Linked DNA regions of Homo sapiens: region 2 is linked to region 1. The links are chromatin contacts, found by Hi-C or POLR2A ChIA-PET in ENCODE. All regions are on one chromosome and are shown on one strand. The core of a region is the stretch at or near the end of the contact, and the rest is flanking DNA. Distances in the headings are between cores, read along the strand shown. Region 1 has its middle 120 kb from the start of CCDC112. Region 2 has its middle 27 kb from the start of FEM1C.

Region 1 (5,992 bases), core at 1,995-4,494:
GAGACACAACCAAAAAAGAGAATTTTAGACCAATATCCTTGATGAACACTGATGCAAAAATCCTCAATAAAATACTGGCAAAACGAATCCAGCAGCATATCAAAAAGCTTATCCACCATGATCAAGTGGGCTTCATCCCTGGGATGCAAGGCTGGTTCAATATACGCAAATCAATAAATGTACTCCAGCATATAAACAGAACCAAAGACAAAAACCACATGATTATCTCAATAGATGCAGAAAAAGCCTTTGACAAAATTCAACAACCCTTCATGCTAAAAACTCTCAATAAATTAGGTATTGATGGGATGTATTTCAAAATAATAAGAGCTATCTATGACAAACCCACAGCCAATATCATACTGAATGGGCAAAAACTGGAAGCATTCCCTTTGAAAACTGGCACAAGACAGGGATGCCCTCTCTCACCACTCCTATTCAACATAGTGTTGGAAGTTCTGGCCAGGGCAATCAGGCAGGAGAAGGAAATAAAGGGCATTCATTAGGAAAAGAGGAAGTCAAATTGTCCCTGTTTGCAGACGACATGATTGTATATCTAGAAAACCCCATTGTCTCAGCCCAAAATCTCCTTAAGCTGATAAGCAACTTCAGCAAAGTCTCAGGATACAAAATCAATGTACAAAAATCACAAGCATTCTTATACACCAATAACAGACAAACAGAGAGCCAAATCATGAGTGAACTCCCATTCACAATTGCTTCAAAGAGAATAAAATACCTAGGAATCCAACTTACAAGGGATGTGAAGGACCTCTTCAAGGAGAACTACAAACCACTGCTCAAGGAAATAAAAGAGGATACAAACAAATGGAAGAACATTCCATGCTCATGGGTAGGAAGAATCAATATCGTGAAAATGGCCATACTGCCCAAGGTAATTTACAGATTCAATGCCATCCCCATAAAGCTACCAATGACTTTCTTCACAGAATTGGAAAAAAACTACTTTAAAGTTCATATGGAACCAAAAAAGGGCCTGCATCGCCAAGTCAATCCTAAGGCAAAAGAACAAAGCTGGAGGCATCACGCTACCTGACTTCAAACTATACTACAAGGCTACAGTAACCAAAACAGCATGGTACTGGTACCAAAACAGAGATATAGATCAATGGAACAGAACAGAGCCCTCAGAAATAACGCCGCATATCTACAACTATCTGATCTTTGACAAACCTGAGAAAAACAAGCAATGGGGAAAGGATTCCCTATTTAATAAATGGTGCTGGGAAAACTGGCTAGCCATATGTAGAAAGCTGAAACTGGATGCCTTCCTTACACCTTATACAAAAATCAATTCAAGATGGATTAAAGACTTAAACGTTAGACCTAAAACCATAAAAACCCCGGAAGAAAACATAGGCATTACCATTCAGGACATAGGCATGGGCAAGGACTTCATGTCCAAAACACCAAAAGCAATGGCAACAAAAGACAAAATTGACAAATGGGAACTAATTAAACTAAAGAGCTTCTGCACAGCAAAAGAAACTACCATCAGAGTGAACAGGCAACCTACAAAATGGGAGAAAATTTTCGCAACCTACTCATCTGACAAAGGGCTAATATCCAGAATCTACAATGAACTCAAACAAATTTACAAGAAAAAAACAAACAACCCCATCAAAAAGTGGGCGAAGGACATGAACAGACACTTCTCAAAAGAAGACATTTATGCAGCCAAAAAACACATGAAAAAATGCTCATCATCACTGGCCATCAGAGAAATGCAAATCAAAACCACTATGAGATATCATCTCACACCAGTTAGAATGGCAATCATTCAAAAGTCAGGAAACAACAGGTGCTGGAGAGGATGTGGAGAAATAGGAACACTTTTACACTGTTCATGGGACTGTAAACTAGTTCAACCATTGTGGAAGTCAGTGTGGCGATTCCTCAGGGATCTAGAACTAGAAATATCATTTGACCCAGCCATCCCATTACTGGGTATATACCCAAATGACTATAAATCATGCTGCTGTAAAGACACATGCACACGTACGTTTATTGCGGCATTATTCACAATAGCAAAGACTTGGAACCAACCCAAATGTCCAACAATGATAGACTGGATTAAGAAAATGTGGCACATATACACCATGGAATACTATGCAGCCATAAAAAATGATGGGTTCATGTCCTTTGTAGGGACATGGATGAAATTGGAAATCATCATTCTCAGTAAACTATCGCAAGAACAAAAAACCAAACACCGCATATTCTCACTCATAGGTGGGTATTGAACAATGAGATCACATGGGCACAGGAAGGGGAATATCACACTCTGGGGACTGTGGTGGGGTTGGGGGAGGGGGGAGGGATAGCATTGGGAGATATACCTAATGCTAGATGACGAGTTAGTGGGTGCAGCGCACCAGCATGGCACATGTATACATGTGTAACTAACCTGCACAGTGTGCACATGTACACTAAAACTTAAAGTATAATAAAAAATAAAAAATAGAAAATAAAAAATTCCAGTGGGCAGGGCCCCTCAGGAGCTGAAGTCATATCAGAAAGTGGTAGTGACTGCTGAGTCTCAATGAGATGCCAAGTGCCAGCCAATGCTGCTTCTGCATTTGTGTGCACCAGAAAGGGGAAAATGTCAAGTTCTCAAAATAAAACAAATGAAAAACCCAACAGCAACAAAGAGCAGCCACACATGAGAACAATTTGAGTTTCTTTCAGGGACACTGTCTTTCCATTTGAATAGCTTTATGCTCCGGGACTCCTGTTGGATCTGCTGTGAGCTATTTTTTTTTTTTTTTTCCCCTAAGCAGAGCTTGCTTTAAACCACGGTCTGTGGACCATCCTTTATTAAGGAATTAATAAAGCCCTCCTATTGCCCACAGACCCTTCCTCTCCTGATGGTAGTCTTGGAAAGGGGAACACAGTCTTCTATCTCACAGTTAACACTGAGGCTTAGAATCATCGCGGAAGACTTAACACAGTGACTGGTCGTCATTCTAGGATAAAAACGAGGGATATTAGAGGGCAGAGAGCATGATGATTACCTATAGTGTGGACAGTGGTAAGGCGATGGGGGTAGGAAGCAGGAGGGAGGGCAAGAAAATGGTAGTGAAAGGGAGATGATACAACCTTCTGCCACATCTGCCTAAGGCAAGGCTGGGTGACAGTAGTTTTTTTAGTCCAGCAAACCTTCCCACTCCCACTCATAAAGTGATCTCTAATTCTCTGGCACAACAGGTGCTTGCCACATGTAATTCTTGGAAACTGCTGAGTTTCCTTGTGCGGGTAATTTGTAACACTTACAACTACTTCTCCTCCTGGGGCTGCTGCTGTGGCTTCCTGGAAAGAGTGTCCATTCCTGTGCTCTGATGGATCACAGCTGCAGATTGCCCGGGCTTTGCTCATCACCACATGGCTATCATGTCACAAGCACATTCATACATGTGTTTTAGGGAAGTCATGTGATTATTTCTTCCATTACCTAAAGCTGTACAGCTAGCTAAGTGTTATGGGCCAGAGGTAGATTTGAAATTTAGTCATTAGACCCACAATCAGCATGAACTATTGGGTAAATGCTCATGAGAACATGTTTACATGTGCGTGTGTGTGGGGGTGTGCATGTGTGTGTGTGTGGGGGGGGTGTGTGCAGGAGGAGAGGGTGTCTCATCTCTGAACACTTCTAAAAGGGTAAAAATCCCAAGCACGCCTCACTCAGGGGCCTCAGCTCATGCCCCACTTGAGCTGCATTAGTGAGCTTGTGCATTCTTAGGTAAGTACATACTTAGTACAGTTTCCTCAGGGAAGCTGAGCCACAAGTACATGACTGCTTACTTACCATTTGGACATCTGACACAATCCACTTGCTCCCATTTTCCTAAAGACACAGCATGCGGTTGCATCTGTGGTTATCCATAGTAAAGCTTTGCCAGTCAACTCAGTGGGTCTGCATGCTCATTCTGATCTTACAACAGTCAAATGGAGCCTCGCTGAGGCTTTGGATGAAAGGTCACACTCTCCCTCCCAATGCACTCAATGAATTGCTATTGTGTTTGGAGTGCCCTGCCCACTGTCACCACCTATTTTAAACAGCACATGACTCTGACTCACAGAAAAGAGCAAAGAACTGCATGAAGGCTGTATAACATGCTGCACACCCACTCCCTTGGGCAAGGGCCCAAAAACACTCAGGCCTCTGAGTGTCTTAGGTGAGAACCCTTTCCTCCTCTGGCATCTCTGAACAGATCCAATGAGTGAGGTTACCGAGGTTTTGCAACAAACAAGCAAACATTTGAAAATATCTCCCAAACATACAAGTTGACAACTTAAACAAGAATGTGGGGCAAAAAAAAAAAAAGTCGTCATTTATAGCTTGATGCCTTCTATGATATAGTTAGCTATGCCCAGATGCTGTGGGTGGGAAGAAGCCTGAAAGACTCCCCATCAACAGGGGTTCTGAGGCTGCCAAAGACGGCCTCATTAAAGGGGCCAGTGGCTCCAGGTGATATCGTGGAACACAGTCCAGTTCTTTTCTCCACTGGATCTTTTCTTTACTAGGTTAATTCTCAGAGGTTGTTTTTGTGAGAGCCCCTTTAGCAGCAAGGTGTGAAATCCACTCAAATTAGCTTACGTAAATTGTCTATTGTGTGGGGACAGCAGAGAGAAGGGAGAAAGCTTACTGTAGGTATAAAAAAGTCTTTGGGGAAACTTAGAATTGCTAAAGAGCTAGACCTTAGTAGGGGCTAGAACTGGGACCCCTCAGAAGCCCTCTACATCCTTCACTTTAGGCAGGGTTCACTGACCCCACTGCCTATAGGGCTCACACATGTGAAATAGTGGGGTCTAAAAAGGAAACTTGCTTATACCACTCAGCCTCTGGGCCTGGGGAGCTGTAGAGAGAGGTGGGGAATCTGGCCACTGAAATAAAACAAAATTCTCTGTTCACTGAGTCTCCTGTGAGTTTGCTGAAAGTTGCTCATCTATTCTGAGCAGCAGGTGAGTCTGGGGCAGGCCCCTTGGTCCTCTGTATGGACACTTATGCGAGCATGTGTGTGATCTTGAAATGTATGTTCTAAAAGTCTGAAAAGTCTCAAATGCACCTCAAGTCTGGCCTCTCTGGTTCAGCATGTTCATTCTTAAGATAACCACAATTTCCATGCAGTTTGCTCTGGAAGGCCCACCTAGTTTTAAATGTGAAATACTTTAGTTTTTAAGTGTTGGCAATCATTTAAATTTCAAACCTCACAGGCCAAACAAAACATGTCGTGTATCAGTTATGTCCTGTGGGTGGCTGGTTTGTGGTGACTGGTACCTCATCATACACAGTCCACACATCTGTTTCTTTATGGTCCTCAACCAAATTGGCAAGTTCTATATGTCTCTAAGCTCAGAATTCCTGGAGAGTAATTTATTTGGTCTCTGGCTTGGTTAGGGCCCATTCCCGGTTCAATCACATGGTACACAGAACTGCCATTGTTAGAAGTTGTAGGTGAGGAGTGGGTGTGGTAGATAAACTGACTGAAAGTCTGCTATCATTGTTGGATGTTTCCAGATTTGTTTCCTCTTTGGATCATGTTCTTGAACTCAGAAGGAGCAGAGGATTTATCTGGTTTGAAATTTCTGAAACTTTCTAAGTCAAATGAATCAGCAGTCATCAGCTGCCCCATGAAAATGTCCCAGAATGCATAGGTAGAGGTGGCATCATACTCCAACAGGGACTAAGACTGGCTCCTTCTCCACCAATTACATCTCAGTTTTTGAGAAAATTGATGAAGATGGGCCATGACCTGAGCTTTTCTTGTTGCCAGGATGCCTCTTCTCTTTTTCTTCACATTTCCAAACTATGCCTCTCTTCCTTACGAATGTTTGTTTCGAAATAGGTCTGTGTCTGATGACCTTTCCTGTAGGAAGAGTTCCAGAATATTCTCTCCCCAGTAAGAAAAAGAATTGGCAATTGGCAGTTTCTGAAATGAGCTTATTGTCTTCACACAGTTCTCATTTTCAG
Region 2 (5,427 bases), core at 1,247-3,746, 160 kb after region 1:
TTTCCAACTATGCACACTTAATTTTACTATTTTGCTTCTTTAAAATAATTCTACAAGCCACTATTTTTAAAGTTATATTTTTACATATCAGTCATTCATTAATGAATCTATAATTTCAATAAGAGTTTCTTTAGGAAGAGTGGCTGTATCATAAATAAAATGAAGAAAACATCCAGCATTTGTAGGCTGCTCTGATTTGGGAAAATATTGTGTTTTTAAACTACCAATATACCTCTTATAAATGTCATTCAAACCCAACCTTGTTATGCAGCTAATTTTTTAGAATTTCATTATTTAGATATAAAATTACTGTTACTTGTAGAAAAGTTGGAAAGTACAACAAAACGGAAGGAAAAAAAAATTGTCCACAATCCAACCCTTGTAGATGGCTAATACTAACATTTTAGTTTACTGCCTTCTTGTCTTTTTTCAAAGCATAGGTAATATATACATTCAACTTTTTAAAATGAATTCAAGCCATACTAAATATATTTTTGGTTTCTTGTACTATTACTTAACATTATAGCTGGAATTTTTATGTCAATAAATATTTATTTTAAAAAGTTGAATCACTGAAATGCATTTCAAGATAAGGATTACTGTAATTTAACCAAATCTTCACCTGTGGGCATTTACATCATTTCTAATTTTTGTTATTATGCTAAAAATAATATAAGCACATGTATACAATGCTTTCTTCATATCTCTAATTTTCTGGCTTTGGAAGGGAATTATTAAAATATATATTTTTAAGGTTCTTAATATTTTTAAATTAAAAATGTTTACTATTAACTTTAGAGACATAGCCATAATACAATGTCAAAATGTTTTGCTCAAGTCATAAAGTAAAAACTGTTGGTGCACTAGTGCAAGGCCTGCTTTAAACACTTGGCACACATAACATATACAAAAGCTTGGCATTTTTGTTAAAAGCACCCAGAGATGGCACATCTGTGTTGCCCTTTGGCATAAGATGTCCCTAGATGGAAAGACACAGCAACATAAATATATCAAATCTCCAAGCTAAGCTGTAAATGGAATGCAGCCCTAATAAAAGGATTTTTATAGCAATATAAGCATATTTATATTAATATATAAAATTTATATTTCAGTCATATGCAATAGTAAACAAGCAAGCACAGAAGTAGAAAATTTTGAAAATGAAGAACAATAAGGGTAAACAAGCTTTCTCAGATACTAAAGCATATTATAAAGCTTAGGAAAAAACTCAGATAAAAGAAAAACTGATAAATTCTGCTACTTACAAATACAAAATATCTCCACGGGTAAAAAAATTACCATAAGCAAATCTAAACCCGCACTGTGAAAAATATTTGCAAAACACAGACGGGGGCTAATTTACCCAACATATAAAGAGATCCTATTCTTAGGAGCTCCTATTCATATAATAGTTATATAAAGACTAATAATCCAATAGAAACTTGGGCAAAGGGCATATACAGATATTTCACACAAAAGGGAATACCAACAGCTCTTGAACATATGAAAAGATGTTCAACTTCACATCTTAAAAAACACCAATTAAAACTTTGGTGAGACACTGTTTTTTACCTTTAGATTGGGAAAGTTTGGTGACACACTCTTCTAAGGCTCTGGGAAAACAGGCACTTTCACATAATGCTGCTGGGAATGTAAACTGATGCAACTTTTGTGGAGTATCTGTAGAAATTTCATATCCACATGCTCTTAACCCAGCAAGTTCACTTCTAGGCTTTTATCTTACTGATATATTCATTTATACATGTGCAAAATTTCACACATACATGGTTGCTTGTTACAGGGGCGCTGTAGTATCGAGAGACTGGAAACAATATAAAGGGCCATCCATCAATGGGTACTGGTTAAAATAAGTTATGATACATTGAAACAACTGAGTACTAGGCAGTCAGTAAGAACAAAATGAAGAAGCTCTTCATGCATTGGTATCGGATGACCTCTGAGATAGATGGGGATGGGTAGATTTGTATATATGTACATATGTTATTGATTGTATATGCATAAGGCATCTTGGCAGAACTCATAAGAAGCTTGTAATAGTAAATGGCTTTGAGAATGGAAACAAGGTTGCTGCATTGTACTCTTTGAATTTCGAGGCATTTGAATATATTAACTATTTTTAAAAATTAAATAGAACTGAATTAAATGTTTTAAGTTGAGTAGGCCCTTACAACCACAAGAAATAGCTTGGGTCCTAATGGGGCAGTCCAAAGAAGAATAAAGGAAATATCTCAGCAAAAGGCTAAGAAAATAACCAGGACCTATTGTTCCCCTAAGTCCTCAATTGTTAGGTAGCCTGAATTCTCTAGTCTCCATGCCAACCACGCAGCAGAGCACTAACCAGTGCCAGAATTTCTTTGGCGGTGAAAATCAGGCCTAGAGCTCTCCTCACCTCCTTCTTCTTGTTGCTGGCAACAGAGTAGCTACTATAGCACACACACAGAACTGACCAGTGAATGAATGGCTGGGAGCTTTCCAGTTCTGGGCAAATATAAAACTCAGGGAAACAAAGACAGTATTGGAGTCGCTGGGTCAGTGATTAGAGATCCTTATGTCACCCGCTTCAGAACACCAGCCCTGAGTTTTCTCTCAGCTGTGCACCAGTGACTGGATGCCTGACTGCAGCAGCCACTACGACAAGAAGGAGGCAGTATAGATGAAGCCTACCATAAGATGGAGCTCATCCTTACAGAGATCTTTTCTTTAATTTTTTTTTAAGTTAAAAGCAATAAATGTATTCTTAAGTGGTAGATGGATTGTTCTTTGGCTTTAGGCAAATGTATTAGAGGAAAGTAACACATATGGCCTTGAAGGGGAAAAATAGGGCAACTATCAAGATCTGGATCTAATTGCTTAACTAGTCTCTTAGCAGTCAGCCTTGAATAATAGGCAAGGTCAGGATGAAAGCGACTTCTAAGAATGCCTTACTCCCCCTGTCCTAAGTACTGTATCTCTATTAAATCACTTACTTTCCAGAACACCTCTGAGGTAGTCATTCCTATGATTTCTACTTTACAAATTGAAAGTATAGAAAGGTTAACTAAATTTGACCAAAGTTACCCAACAAATAAATGTACAACTAAAATTGAACCCAAATAATGGGGCTGCACAGGCTGTACTCTAATCAAAACATACGGCATTCAATATCACAGTAGTTTTACATAAAATCTAAGCATTAAACATAATTTTTGCTAGATCTATCCCACCCTGAAACTCACAAATCACAGTGTATGTAAATGTCTGCATTCGTTTCCCTTTGTTAATGTTTCCTATATTGCTGAACAACATCTTTGTTCTGAAACACAGAAAAGATGCACATGATTATATGCATACAGGAGCTAAGCAACACATTTTTCCTGAAATAAACACTAGTCCCACTTATTATGTACCCCATTTTTCCTCCTCCCTCTAAATCAAAGCAGTGTTTCATTTAACATATGTGTCATCTAGTATGAGCAAATAAACTACATAAAGCAAAACAAAACAAGAGTATTTGGCGACCCTTTAAATTATCATGCCAGACATAGTGGACTTCTTGTTCAGAGCTAAAAGACACTGACATCCTCCTCTCTCCCTAGACACAGACAGGGCTTACTAAGAGAGCATCATTTCCATTTCCAAAGGTCATGGAGTTTGTGACAAAATAGTGCTTAGTGATGCTTGTTCAAAAGCTGAAGTGAAGAAAGTACAACAAAAGAAGGGAAGCATTTTAGAATGGGCAGAGACCTTAGTTTTTAGAGCTCAGAAAAAAATCACACAGCTAGAAAATGTTAGAAATCAGCTACTGCAATACTTTGAGTCTTCTGGAGGAAAGTGAAGATTAGAAAAGTTAGCTCCACAGCAGCACAGTGGAATTAGGACGCATAGTTCCTGAGACTCTCTGTCATGAGTTGTGCATACTAGGCAAAGAAGACTAGAATTATGGCAACCTCACCATGAACTTGTTATGGTTTTCTCTTTGTACTACTGGCCTCTCCTAATTTCTCCACCATGAGAAAAGCAGACAGGTACATTGAGAAGCACAATTATGAAGCCTAAGACCCACAAGGCTTTGGAGCCAGACCACTGAATATTTCAATGACTCCATCCTCTACCAGCCTGTGATCTTGGGTATATTACATTTCCAGCATCTGTTTCTTGGCCCAGTATTGGACACTGTATGACTAACCTTGTAGGAATCTGGGGAACACTGGAGATAATGTAAGTTAAGTGCCAAACACAGTAGGTGATAAAAAATGAAACGTATTATTACAAGCATATATTTCTCTACCCATTGACAGTCTTCATCTTTTTTTAGTTCCTCAAATCATTGCACGTGTAGGAAACATCTACAGCACTTAACATGACTACAAGTGAATGCTAATTTAAAAAATAATTATGAACTTTTTCAAACATACAGGAGAGCATGGAAAATAATATACCATCACCAATGTAAGTACCCATTAAAAATACAGAGCTGTCTTGTACGTTTTAAAACTTTATATAAATGTTATCAAATTATCCATATTATTCTATAATTTACTTCTCCCACATATTACATTTTAGAAATTTACCCATATTCACATATGTAGGTTTCCTAGTTATTTTTAATGCCCTATAGTATTGATTTCATGAACCTGCCATAATGTATTCCTGCATCCTCCTACTGATGGACATTTAGATTGTTTCCCATTATTTACCTATTACAAAGAATGCTGCATAGGCATCCTTCTCACTCGTGCTTCTTTGGGTACCTGTGAGAGAGTTTCTTTGGGATACAAATCCAGAGGTAGAATTGCTAGATTCATAAGATATGCCCATCTTCAACATTACTAGTCATTGCTAAATCATGTTTCCAAATCACTGTAGCATTTTATTGTCATCTTTGCTCGAGAGTATTTTTTAGGTTCTTTATTGAGATATATTTTACATACCATAAAATTTACCCATTTCAAGTATACAACTCAACAGTTTTTAGTATATGTGCAGAGTTGTGCAACCAGCACTGCAATCTAATTTTAGAACATTTTAATGTGATAGCATTATTTATAAATACACATAAAATATACAGAAATCTGTAAAGCTTGTTATGTGTCCTGTCCAATATATACATGGAAAACCTCCGGAAGGAGCTAGTTTGTAGAGGTCCCCTACAAATAATAGAAAAAAACAATTTTCTTGATTTAAACCTGTAGTTTGAGTAGGTAGCTGAAAGCAACATTTCTAATTAGATTTGGAAACTGCTTAAATGCAGGTTCCTGTTACTTGCTAATAAAAGCATTTCTAATTATTCACCTCAGAGTGAAAATGACTCAGAACTCACTCTATCTGAAGAGAAATAGAAGTGTGTTAAACTAACTAAAGAAGTGATTTCCCCAGAACAATTCTTGCTCATGACAGAAAGGAAGGCAACTGTGAAGGAGTATAGAT

The links. Hi-C counts contacts between places; a loop is a spot of excess contacts on that map. ChIA-PET counts read pairs that join two places held with the same protein, here RNA polymerase II (POLR2A). Pooled maps may share reads with other maps.
Region 2: a pooled map shows a loop between it and region 1 (2.7-fold over the local background). The contact joins two enhancer-like sites. A Hi-C loop is called at or near these places in 2 of 168 maps with a recorded cell type or tissue (PC-3 and dorsolateral prefrontal cortex) and 7 of 50 pooled maps. POLR2A ChIA-PET finds 5 or more read pairs at or near these places in 1 of 52 experiments (HCT116).

Annotation. Positions count from the first base shown.
Region 1 is chr5:115,411,253-115,417,244 of GRCh38, forward strand. No RefSeq gene overlaps it. Among named protein-coding and RNA genes, the nearest start is that of CCDC112, 120 kb to the left of the region's middle. RefSeq lists an enhancer at 3,935-4,084. Within about 2 kb of position 3,245, at least 9 of the 41 ENCODE cell types and tissues checked have a DNase peak (open chromatin) inside an H3K27ac peak, as active enhancers do.
Region 2 is chr5:115,569,140-115,574,566 of GRCh38, forward strand. No RefSeq gene overlaps it. Among named protein-coding and RNA genes, the nearest start is that of FEM1C, 27 kb to the left of the region's middle. Within about 2 kb of position 2,497, at least 3 of the 41 ENCODE cell types and tissues checked have a DNase peak (open chromatin) inside an H3K27ac peak, as active enhancers do.